Linked DNA regions of Homo sapiens: region 2 is linked to region 1. Evidence: read pairs that join two places in POLR2A ChIA-PET (ENCODE). Cell type or tissue: GM12878. All regions are shown on one strand. Each heading gives the region's core, and the rest is flanking DNA. Links, peaks and the distances in the headings are about the cores only.

What was found. Peaks named below come from ENCODE experiments on the same cell type or tissue, not always from the same donor. Only the 100,000 strongest peaks of a DNase experiment are listed, where the experiment ranks them.
Region 2: POLR2A ChIA-PET joins it to region 1 with 7 read pairs; 2 of 35 experiments call an interaction of 5 or more read pairs at or near these places.

The regions. Positions count from the first base shown.
Region 1 is chr3:102,034,946-102,041,392 of GRCh38, reverse strand. No RefSeq gene overlaps it. Among named protein-coding and RNA genes, the nearest start is that of RDUR, 97 kb to the right of the region's middle. In GM12878, for the core only: no CTCF peak of the experiment used is centred there; a DNase peak (open chromatin) is centred at 2,672; H3K27ac peaks cover 1,750 bases.
Region 2 is chr3:102,091,818-102,098,264 of GRCh38, reverse strand. No RefSeq gene overlaps it. Among named protein-coding and RNA genes, the nearest start is that of RDUR, 150 kb to the right of the region's middle. In GM12878, for the core only: no CTCF peak of the experiment used is centred there; a DNase peak (open chromatin) is centred at 5,469.

The DNA of each region.
Region 1 (6,447 bases), core at 754-4,753:
TTGGAGGCTTTGTTGATTTCTTTTTATTCTTTTTTCTCTAAACTTCTCTTCTTGCTTCATTTCATTCATTTCATCTTCCATCACTGATATCCTTTCTTCCAGTTGATCGAATCGGCTACTGAGGCTTGTGCATTCATCATGTATTTCTCGTGCCATGGTTTTCAGCTCCATCAGGACCTTTAAGGAATTATCTGCATTGGTTATTCTAGTTAGCCATTCGTCTAATTTTTTTTCAAGGTTTTTAACTTCTTTGCAATGAGTTCGAACTTCCTCCTTTAGCTCAGAGTAGTTTGATCATCTAAAGCCTTCTTCTCTCAACTCGTCAAAGTCACTCTCCATCCAGCTTTGTTCCATTGCTGGTGAGGAGCTGCGTTCCTTTGGAGGAGGAGAGGTGCTCTGATTTTTACAATTTTCAGTTTTTCTGCTCTGTTTTTTCCCCATCTTTGTGGTTTTATCTACCTTTGGTCTTTGATGATGGTGATGTACAGATGGGGTTTTGGTGTGGATGTCCTCTCTGTTGGTTAGTTTTCCTTCTAACAGTCAGAAACCTCAGTTGCAGGTCCATTGGAGTTTGCTAGAGGTCCACTCCAGACCCTGTTTGCCTGGGTATCAGCAGTGGAGGCTGCAGATCAGTGAATATTGGTGAACAGCAAATGTTGCTGGCTGATCGTTCCTCTGGAAGTTTTGTCTCAGAGAGGTACCCAGCCATGTGAGGTGTCAGTCTGCCCCTACTGGGGAGTGCCTCCCAGTTAGGCTACTCAGGAGTCAGGGACCCACTTGAGGAGGCAGTCTGTCCATTCTCAGATCTCAAGCTGCATGCTGGGAGAACCACTACTGTCTTCCAAGCTGTCAGACAGGGACATTTAAGTCTGCAGAGGTTTCTGCTGCCTTTTGTTTGGCTATGCCCTGCCCCCAGAGGTGGAGTCTGCAGAGGCAAGCAGGCCTCCTTGAGCTGCGGTGGGCTCCACCCAGTTCAAGCTTCCTGGCCACTTTGTTTACCTGCTCAAGCCTCAGCAATGGCGTGTTCCCCTCCCCCAGCCTCACTGCCGCCTTGTAGTTTGATCTCAGACTGCTGTGCTAGCAACAAGCGAGGCTTCGTGGCCATAGGACCCTCCAAGCTAGGTGCGGGATATAATCTCCTGGTGTGCCATTTGCTAAGACCATCGGAAAAGTGCAGTATATGGGTGGGAGTGACCTGATTTTCCAGGTGCCGTCTGTCACCCCTTTTCTTGGCTAGGAAAGGGAATTCCCTGACCCCTTGTGCTTCCCGGGTGAGGCAATGCCTCACACTGCTTCGGCTCACACTTGGTGCACTGCACCCACTGTCCTGCACCCACTGTCTGACAATCCCCAGTGAGATGAACCTGGTACCTCAGTTGGAAATGCAGAAATCATCTGTCTTCTGCATTGCTCGTGCTGGGAGCTGTAGACTGGAACTGTTCCTACTTGGCCATCTTGGAACCGCCCCCTCTTCCACTTATTATTCACTGGCCAGAACTAGGCATGTGGCCCCAACTGAAAGGCAAAAGAGGCTAGAAAATAAATGGAAACACATACAATGTTTGGTGAGCACTAGCTCTTTATGTCACAAGTGAATAGACTACATACTATAATAATTTTAATTTTTAAAAAATGGTTATCTCAGGATAACTTTATGGAATGTTGAAAATACAAGTTTACCTAACATCTGTTGTTCAGTTGTACATATAATCTACATTGTGTTTATACTGTGATTCCTCTGTGCCAGACTGAAAACATGAAGTAGACAATAGTAAAATAATTTCAACAAATGTCAACTGAACAAAATTTGAGATTACCTGGTAAATTGAGTATTAGTTTGGATATCCCTCTCCCGAAGATGTATTATAATGGCAATTGCTTTCTTTGCCAAGGAGTAATATTTATCTGTAAGGCTTTTTCCAATTAAGAAAATATTCAATGATGATAAAGTAGAAATATGATTTTTTTTCCTTCACTCTTCCAGATAGAAAGCAAATTCTGCCTGGTGTGGTGGCTCAAGACTATAATCTCAGCACTTTGAGAGGCCAAGGCAGACAGATCACTTGAAGTCAAGAGTTCAGGACCAATCTAGCCAACATGGTGAAACCCCCATCTCTATTAAAAATACAAAAATTAGCCAGGCATGGTGGCATGCACCTGTAGTCCCAGCTACTTGAGAGGCTGAGGTGGGAGAATCACTTGAACCTGGCAGGCAGAGGTTGCAGTGAGCTGAGATCACACCACTGCACTCCAGCCTAGGCAAAGAAGCAAGACTCCAAGAAAGAAAGAAAAGACAGGGAGGAAGGGAGGAAGGAAGGAAGGAAGGAAGGAAGGAAAGAAGGAAAGAAGGAAGGAAGGAAGGAAATTCTATCTTGGGCAGGAGTTGTAGATACATCATTATCCTGACAATCAGAACCATGATTTGGAAAGATTAATCTGATGGAAATATGCAAATAGGTTAAAAACTATTGTCAAAGAAAGCAGTTAAGCAGCTCATACCAAAGTTCAGCTGTGAAGTAAATGATGACTGTGTGCCGTTTCACACAAGAAGTACTTCATGAATAGGAACCTTCTTTCAGACTGAAACCAGAAACAATCTTAGTTGCTAAACTTCATTAGGAGAGAAGTTACCATGCATAAATGATATGTCTTATGACCACCGGATCTTCCAGATTCCCCTTCCAGTATGTTGGTGCCTTCAAGTGAGAGAGATAAAGTTCTCTCAGCTTCTTCTCTTGTGGCTGAGTTTGCCACAACCAGCAGCCCTGACACACACTATTGGTAAACAAAGCAGAAGTAATGTCACAAGGCATGGGCTTGCCGAGAAGGGTGCCCAAAATAGCAAACCTCATAGCTTAATTTAGAAGAATCTTTACAATGTCAAGCTTACAAAGGTTAAAAAAAAAAAAAAAAAAAGAAACAAAGAAAGAAAAAAGAAATGTGGGGCTAAGCATGGTGGTTCATGCCTGTAATCCCAACACTTTGGGAGGCTGAGGGCTGAGGTGAGGATATCTTGGGGCCAAGAGTTTAAGACCAGTCTGGGCACCATAGTGAGACACTCTCTCTAGAAAAAAAAAAAACTTAAAAATTAGCCCAGTGTGCTAGTTTGGGCCTGTAGTCCTAGCTACTCTGGAGGCCGATGAAGAAATCTCATGAGCCTAGGAGTTCAAGGCTGCAGTGAGCTATGGTCATACCACTGCACTCCAGTCTGGGCCACAGAGCAGGACCTTGTCCAAAAAAAAAGGGAATGTGGTAGCATTTTCAACAAGTATAAACTATGTGGTCTTGTCTATTCACAGATCATTTAAAGATGAAAGCTTTAATTGGGGGGAAAGCCATATCAGCCAATGGCACTGTGAATTTTTGGCAGAGGCATCATCAATTCTAATAACTTTTATCAAAACCAATGGTTTTAAGCATTCAAGCTTTTATTTACCCCTCTGTGGTCTGAAATAACCATTGGCGTTTGGAGCTGTTTTTGTTTATTTAATTTGGTTTTGTTTTAATTGGTCTTGAAGTCAACATACTCAGGATTTGCAATGTAGAAATGAGTTCTATGAAGGCAGCAGATTCTTGATTTCTTTCGGTCTATAAGTCTTCCCCATTAAAAGCCTATACTCTGGCCAATAAGAACTAGAAGTAGAAAATAAAGTTAAAAGCAAGCTCAACATAGTGAGGTTCTAACTCCATATGTTGCGTTTATGGAGGCTTGTTTCTCTAACTCTTTCCTGGTCCTCAGACACCATGGGAGAATAAAAGTAAGCCACTGGTACCTTCTTCTGCCGTAAACTTTTCTCCAACATAAACACATATTTATGTTGACATGAACATAAACACACAGTCACACACACTCATTGCTTTGGAAATGGTAATTCCCATTAGAAACATGCAAGTTTAAATTTAATGTTCTTTGTACTTAGTGGTAATTCACTTATACTTATTTTCTTTGAGAGAGTGAGACAGGAAAGAATCTCAAGAATCTTTAAAGAAATGCAGAGAAGGCTAGCTGTGCCAGGTAACTGACGAAAAGCAAATTAAGGTCTCCGTTTTCAAAAGAAGAATGAAGTTAGATTTCACAAACTCAAATAATGAAAATATTATCAAAGGCAGGCTGAGCACAATGTCTCATGCCTGTAATCCCACCACTTTGAGAGGCCATGGTGGGCAGATCAGTTGAGTCCAGGAGTTCAAGACCAGCCTGAACAACACAGTGAGACCTTGTGTCTAGAAAAAAAGAAAAAGAAATAAAATATTATCCACGACATTAATAAACAGATAGCTTGTGAACTTAAGAAGGGGAAATGATAGGTCACTAGAAGACATCGTGGATGCACTAAGAACACATTATATGAGGCTGAGTTCATTTCCATTTTTGAGAATTCAACTAAGTATAAGAGCAGAACTCCATAACTATTGTGTATTTAGAGTTTATAATACATTTCATCTTTCATAATCTCCATGAATACCAGTGAAGAAGTAGAGGCTAAATGCTAGTGGCGTTCAGTGGTTTAACGTAGAGTTGAATGACTAAACTCCCCAGGCTCAGAATCTGTGCCCACCTGAGTTAGTTGCCCAGTGGCTTGACACAGGGCTCATTCTTATCTCTTTGCTACTTAACCCATTTATCAAGAACTTCCATAGCTTCCATAGGGACCTAGATATCATGGATATCAAATGTGATAACCTAAAATTATAAGACTTGTTGATAATTAGCTCCAAAAATATCTCAGCAAGATGAAGTAATGGTCTTGATTTTCAGTTCACTAACCACGTTTCAGGTACAGTTTACTGAGATGGAAATAAGTGTGCTTCCTTATCTGGTACAATAAAACAGAGCTCTATTTTAAAATAAATGCTTAATTATTATACAGAACACATATTTCAAAGGTGATTTCTGGCTAGCAATTTAAAAGAAAAAAAGAATATTAAAATGCAATACTTGGTAACTTTTTCATTAATACTTAACTTATAGTGTCAACACCAAATCTTAATAACTTCTCAAATTCAACACATTTAAGTCCTTTCTTTGGAATTATGACCAAATCAAGGATCTAGAGATTCAGGCTCTCTTAGCATCTTTTTGATACTTGCTCTTCTCATCAATTTCTAGTTTCCCTTCTCTAGTTAACTGAAGGATAGGGTTTAACTTCCCTTTTTCCCCCACTCTTTCTTCTACAGTCACAGAAGCACAACTCCCCACATCCGTGCACTAGGTACAGCTTAGTGACCAACACCTTCGGTACTGCTAAGGATCCCTACAGAAGTTCTGCCTCTACTGTCAACTAGCAGAGCTATGAGGCCTTGGCCCAGACCCATCACCTCTCTGGGATTCAATGCCCTCATCTCTAGAACTATGTGGCCTCCAGAGTCTGTTTGCTCTCAGAATCTTTGACGTCATGATTCCTTACCATAACAAGTATCATTTATAAATGAAGGTAAAAATGGTCAACTTTAAAATTAATAATAATAATAGTATGAGAAAATAAATTCAGTAAAACTAGGCCTCTTAGACAGACAATCAAAATGCAACAGAAATCCCTGAAAGATTCAATTGCTTCAGTTTCTTAGAACCCAGTGAGTAAATAGATCATCTTGTAGGGGGTCTTTAATGAATCACTTTTCCTCTCTCAAGTCAATGTTTGATTGGTGTGTGTGTCTGTGTGCACTGTCCCTCTAGTTAGAGTTCCTCTAGAAACAAGAATAGATTCTTTTCCATCTCAATGTCTATCACATAATAATCCATCACAAACACTTGAAGACTGATAACTGGCTTAAATCTTTTATTGACAAAATTATATAAATCCTATTTGTCTGCACTGTAAAAAATATATATGAAATGCATTAATCAGTTAGAATTTTATTTGCTATATGGAGGGATAGTGTTCATTGTTTACTATTTCATTGGAAAAGCTATCAAATAACTTTATCTTTTTATAGCACCTATGCCAAATCACATGTACCTGTGAATTCCACAGTTTGTTTGTGCATCATACACCACATAATCTTTTAATGGTTCCATGTTTCAAGACATTGTTATCTGGTGACATAAAGTAGACTTTACAACCTAATAAAAATGTATGGAGTTTAAAATGTCATACTTTAAAAATTACTCAAACCATAAATCTAAGCCTCTTTTAAATAGAAAGGGGTAGTGCCTTTACTAATCCTCAAGACTTATTACATTTCTGCATCTAATTTCTCCATCCTTGTTCCTAGGCTGCATAGAGTTGCTGGAAAAAAAATTATAGAATGTGCTCAAAGCACCCTGGAATAAGAGAACAAAGGACATACATATATAAAGAGTGACAGCCTACAATTCAAACATTGATGGGTAACATATGTGCTTAAAGGTAAAGCCAACATCAACATTAATATCTATTCAAAAATTTCATTCTCCTTACTTTGGTATGTCTGGGTTTCAGTTGCTATTACTAAAAGTTCTGATTT
Region 2 (6,447 bases), core at 1,676-5,675, 56 kb before region 1:
TTAGTGATGGCCCTAGCATTCAATTCTCCGTGTTCATTGCTAATCATAACCATACAATTGAAAACTCTGTTTCTTGGTTATGAAATACACGTTTTACAGCTTCATTTGTATTTATAGCCTAATTAGCTCTTTAAAATACAGACACAAATTGCATTAGAAATTCAGCTGGAAAGGGATTTCATTAACTGTGTGTTATTTTGATTAAAAATTATATTATCTCAATCGATTTTTTTTCATTTTTCCTTTTTTTATTTTTAATTTTTGTAGGTACATAGCAGGTGCATATATTTATGAGGTACAGGAGATGTTTCCTTAATTGACTTTTAAAAAGATAAAACCAAACCTCATGATCTTGCTAAAGTTGGGGCCTATAGAAAATTTCTTTTCCAAAGTTTAATGAGCTCCACTAATCAGGAATGAATATCTTCTTCACTGGAAAAGCATAAACGTGGAGAAAATCCCCTGTGTCAATCAAGATTCAGCCAGAGAATGGAAATCATACTATTTCAACCAGGAACAAATTCAATTGGAATTTTATAAGCACACAATTGTTGCTTATAAACAAAATTTTTTGGATTTTTATAAGCACACAGTTCCTTACATTGAATTTGTAAGGAGCAAAATGTAAGCTCCTCCTTACATCGACTGGAGGAGCAAAAGCCAGGAAGAAGCCACATGTTTCAGGTCTGTGGCCTCAAAGAGAAAGAAAACTGCTGCCACCCAAAATCGGGACCATGCAAGTAGCTACTACCAACTTCTCAGCTTCCTGCAGTTCCAAAATGGGTGAAATGGCAACCATTCACATCTGGAAAGCCTACTCAATTGCCCACCACCATTTCCAACTTGTTTAGTGTTGCTGTAAAGGAATACCTGAGGGTGGGTAATTTATAAAGAAAAGGGGTTTATTTGGCTCATGTTTCTGATGACTGGAATGTTCAACACTGAGCAGCTGCATATGGTGAGGACTTCAGCCTGTTTCCACTCATGGTGAAAGGCAAAGGGGAGCCAGGGTATGCAGAGATCACAAGGTGAGAGAGGAAGCATGAGAGAAAGGGAGGTAAATGCCAAGCCATTTTTAACATCTACCTCTCCCTCCCCCTCACCCCAGCCCAGGGAAGGCATTCATCTATTTATGAGAGATCTGCCCCCAAGACCCAAACCTCACCCATTAAGGCCCCACCTCCAACACTAGATCAAATTGCAACATGTATTTTGGAGGGGACAAGCATCCAAACCACAGCACCAGGGGACGAAAAAGAAAAGGTATTCCTCTCTTCTACTTTCCAAACCCATGTGAGAGCATCTCATAGGGATAGCCCTGCCAATTTGAAACTTTGCTAAGCAAGTGAGCCCAAGAAACATAATTTCCAAGCTTCCAGCTACAGCAATACAATGGGGAGCTTAAAGGGGTATAAAGGTGCGAGTGTCAGTAAATAATTCTGATGCCAGAATTACCCCAGTAAGTAAGCAAACTTCCAAACCCCATCTTCATCACAAGAGAACCCAGGAAAATGCCTCTTTGGTCACTGAGACAATACAAAGATAACAAATTGCCTTTTAAGTACATGTAAGTCATCACCCCAGATCTTTTGTGACCCCAGAAGATGAACTAATCTCTACCAACAAATTACAGAGAAACTAGCCAGAGCCAATATTACATAGTCCCCACCACTAAGACCCATGATGAAGAGAACTTCATGTAAACGCTAATGGAATATTTCCTTTAATAATAAAAGTTACCCTTATAGTAGCATCAAAAAAGAGGATTTCCTCCTTGTAAGGCTCAATTCATTCCCTCCAAATTCTCAAGCAATATTTAGCTGTGTTTTTTGCACAGATGATCAAATAATAATGACAAATGACTTCATAACATTTCCAACATAACACTTTAGAGAAATATCACACTGCATTTCAGCTTGAAGAATACTTGTTTATCCCTCTCTGGTTTTACATTATGAACCTGTTTATATTCTTTCAGTTTCGGTTGAAAGTGACCTTTTAGATGGGGATTTTCCATACATGATTCCTTTTTCCGGAAGAAGAGCCAAAGTTTTTTCATTTACACCAAGTTATGAAAGGTTTCCTTTCCTCTAAAAACAAATTTTCAAAATAATTTTAAATACCTTATTTTCAAATCTTTCTTATCTCTACTATCCTAACAAGAAAAAAGAAGCATAAAATAAAGCTCTGTCAGCTGCAAAGTGCCATCTTTTAATATCTTAATAATTGTATCCTTCATCTGACTCTTTTAAGAACCTTTGAAAGGATGTAACAATAAATACGTCCTTTGGATCTGAGAGTACATTTTCTCCCTAATGGAATAATGAATCTGCCTCCATGCCACACTAATGACAACAAATGTATTTTACCAGGGAACATGTTATACATATGAAATCTCACATAGAATCCCAAAGTGGGCATCATTTACAGGGAAGAGTTGTTATAGAGTTGAGGCAGGAGTGGGACATTTACAGCCTGACTCTCACAAGAGTTCTCAGGAGCATAATTTAGAATCATTTAAACCACACAGTTCACACTCTTCCCTATCATCTTTGACATCTGGGTTTAGGATTACAAATGGATGATTTGCCCTTTAAGCTGCCTGCAGCCATTATAGCTAATGGCAGAAGACCTTTCCAGAGAGTCATTTCAGGAGCAAAGTGCAGCCTGGGCTCCCCTGGGATAACAGACCATTAGACTGAGCAGACAACAATTCTGCGCTTCTTCTGGTCACACACCTGAGGATTCTAGTCCAGGGCTAGTCAGACCTAGTTGTTTGTGCATTTCTCTGGCCAACAGGTGAGAAAGAGCAGCAATGGCCTGAAGGCTACCTAATGCTTCTGGCTTGGTCAGCTCACCCTGATCCAGGGCATGGCAGGACTGGCCTTGGCTGTCAGCTAAGCTTACTGACCATTGACAGTCAAGGCCCTGAGGAAATCTGGCTCACTATAAATTCAGTGACAGATTTTGTCCTTTAATTATTGCATATAAGCTATTACTTTGTATAGTATATTTCTTAGTACGTGCTCACCACATAAAGGAGTGATCTAGAGCCATACTGTTCTGTCACTTACAAGCTCTGTGATCTTGTGTAACTTAATTAACTTTTCTAAGACTATTTCTTCACTGGCAATCTCAGGATGATAACAATAATACATACTTCATACATTTATTGAAGGGTTTAAGTGAAATAATGTGTAAAATGCTTAGCACAGAGGCTCATGTCGTAAGCAGTGGCTAAATAATAGCTATTTGTATTTTTATCAATAAAAGTTGTGTTTTTTTATCATTTCTATTATTTATTTATTTATTAAAAAGCTATTGGATTTGTGTGTGTGTATGTGTATGTACACACACAGCCAGATATGAAAAATACTGCATAAGTCATTTCTCTCATAGGAAAACTAAAGTTAAGAGAAATTAAATGATCAATTGGAGTTGTCTTTTACTAATATACCCTGTCAGTTTTGATAAATATACAATTTGCTGGACTCCATGAAAGATTTAGTGCATATGTCTGATTATTTTAACAACCCATGTTTTATGGTCAGCATTATTTGTTACCAGAAGTCAGTGCTGGGTTAATCAGGGATTAACCTGTATGTGCTAGCAATTGGATATGACACATGAAGATCTAGACTCTCCTAAAGTAAATAAAGAAGTAATTACAACTGTAAAGTAACTTTTCTCATCTTTATACCTGTAAAACAAGGTCCCTACTCATTCTATGATTTCCTTCAACCTCCAGGCCTAGAGCTTCTTTCAGTGGTAACAGTGTTAAATCTTTGTTATTTTGGGTCTTAGAAATGGCTGTGAAATTTTTAAATGAACAAAGTGAAAATAATTCAGGGAGATTATTTTCAGCTGATAACTGTCTACCCACCTATTTCACAAGAGGTTAGCCATGTCAAATTCTTAAGAAGATAAATACTGTACCCTCCTCTTTTTACATGGAACCTTTCCCCTGTGATTATCAAAGAAATTGATAACATTTCCCAGAAGCAAACATTCTTTCTTTCTTGTATATCTGGGCCCAGGAGCTAAAGGATATACCCAAGATCATACAAATCAAATTGCAGGGCCAGAAATAGGAGCCCTCTTTGGATTCCACCCCATGGTTCTCCTTATCACATACCTGAACTAGTTCTTCACAGAGTGAAATGGGGTGGAATTGGGGGTATGCTGAGTTATCACTGAACAGTCTTCAATCTCTTCAAATCCTAGTTGGGGAGACATGGAGGCATAAAATTAGAATTGGCCTGACATAATTAAAACGAAATATTATTGGACACTTGACATTTTAATATTCTAATTTAAATATTTGTTAAAGTGCCACCATAGGAGTAAGTATATAACTTCTTAAGATGACAGCTTTGAAAGATAGCCCTCATAGGATATGGTATGTACACACACACACAGACACACATACAGACGGGGTGGGGGGTATATTCTGGCATGTTCATTCATTCAACAAAGATATTTTGAGCTCTAGTGTATGCCAGGCTCTGAGCTAGGCACTGGGGCTATTACAGTGAGCAAAACAATAACGTTCCCAAACATCATAGACTTTACATTCTAGGGAAGGAAACATGCAAACAAACAAGTAGAAGCATAAACTATATTCTCCCCAATGTAATATATAGAAAAGAAATCAGGGGTGTTCCAATACTATGCAGCTGTGTGAGGATCAGAGTGCTTGTGCCTGGGGAGGGCTCTGGGCTTCATGTAGGGACAGGACAGACCAGGCCAAAGGGAAAGCTCATGGTGAAATTCATCCTACTGGCTTCAAGGCAGAAGGCGATGTTAAGGCTGTGAGTATTGAGGAAAAAGGAGAGATGAGGGTTATGCCAGAAATATTCACAGTTCTAGAATACCCTATGCACTCCTGAAAGTGGTGTTGTGAATGCCAGGAAAGGACTTTCTTATCTGGTGTGTGAAGAGCTCTGAGACTTCCTCTTGACTCTCAGTGAATCAGCCACATGTATTTTTTCTATAACTCATAGAGTTGTACAGCTCAGCAAACTTGCAAACACATCAAGGTTTTTGGTTTTTGGTTGGAAGTTGTTGAGTGTTTTTGCCCATACACATTTTTTCTTCTGTATCCTGCCATCAGCACCTAAACACTTGATCTACAAGTAATACTAGTAGAGTCTAATGCAATAAAAGAGTCGGGGAGGGAAGGAAATTAAGAATGGAGGGAAGGTGAGAGAGAGATGTAGAGAGAGTTGTCAATCTGTGTAACTAAGTCAATGCAAATGATTGATGTAATGAATTATCTGCATCAACTTTAAACCTATTGTCTACCACATCCAACCACCACATTGCTTTGGCTACAGAGATCAGTTTAAAGAGCAGATGATTAAAAGAATTAACCACACTTTAGAGGTGAAGAAAGTTGATTTTAGGGAGTTGGTGTGGTTTATATATTACATTGAAGGAAACGAGGAAATCCACAGTAAGTCAACCTGAAACGGATTGAGTCATCAGAACTATGGTTTGCCACGGTGATTACAGTATTCCTAAGGTATCTGAAAACACTGAGGTCTATGATTTTTAAGCCACTTCATCATCATCCACTTAGAAAAGTGATGATATCAATCTGCATTGATGCAACTATTTAAGTGGGCAAGCTTAGTCAATATGGAAAAAAAACATAACGTGTGACATATAACTGAACAAAACCAAACAATAACCAAATTTTAGAAAAAAATTTAAATCCCTGGAAAAAAACAAAATAGGCTATCAGTTAATGTCATATTCCATACCTGAAGTTCCAGGGACGTAGAGGTGTCTCGAGAAACTGTTTATCTATAAACTTGAAACCTTTAAGATTGAACATAATCCCAAATTCATAACATCCTTGGTCAGGAAGTCTCCAGGGAAACACTTTCATTCAGAATCTGTCCTGGAAACTTTATACTCACTGTACCTTATGAAGTTTGAACCAAGTCTCAAGTCAATATGAAGTCAGAAAAGACAGCAGATCTAAGCTTCCTAACTGGTCCCCAAAATTGCCTCATGTTCTTTAAGTTCCACAGTTTAACTAAATGGTGATGGGATCTTCCTAGGTTTATGACTGAAATAAAAGTATTGTTGGAAAAGGCTGTGTGCTTAAAATCTCTGTTGGCTTCTGCAAATCCAAAGCCCACCCTGCACCCTGCTCTGAGCTGCGGAGACTTCCCCACTTGGCTGTATCCACAGGCTTCATCATCCTCTGTCCTCTGGCTTCAGATGAGCTCAGCCAATGAGGAACCTGGGTACAAGCTAGAGGGACATAGGCCTGCAGACGTAACTCCTCTGCTCTGGCCTTTACTGACTCTAGACTACTGCACTGCACAATCTCTTTTGGTTTTTCTCCCCCCTGCCCACAACTTTGTTAGTACTCCCTTTATTAATTTATCTTCAAATTATCCTGTTTAACAGTGTCATCTGTTCCCTACTCCTGAC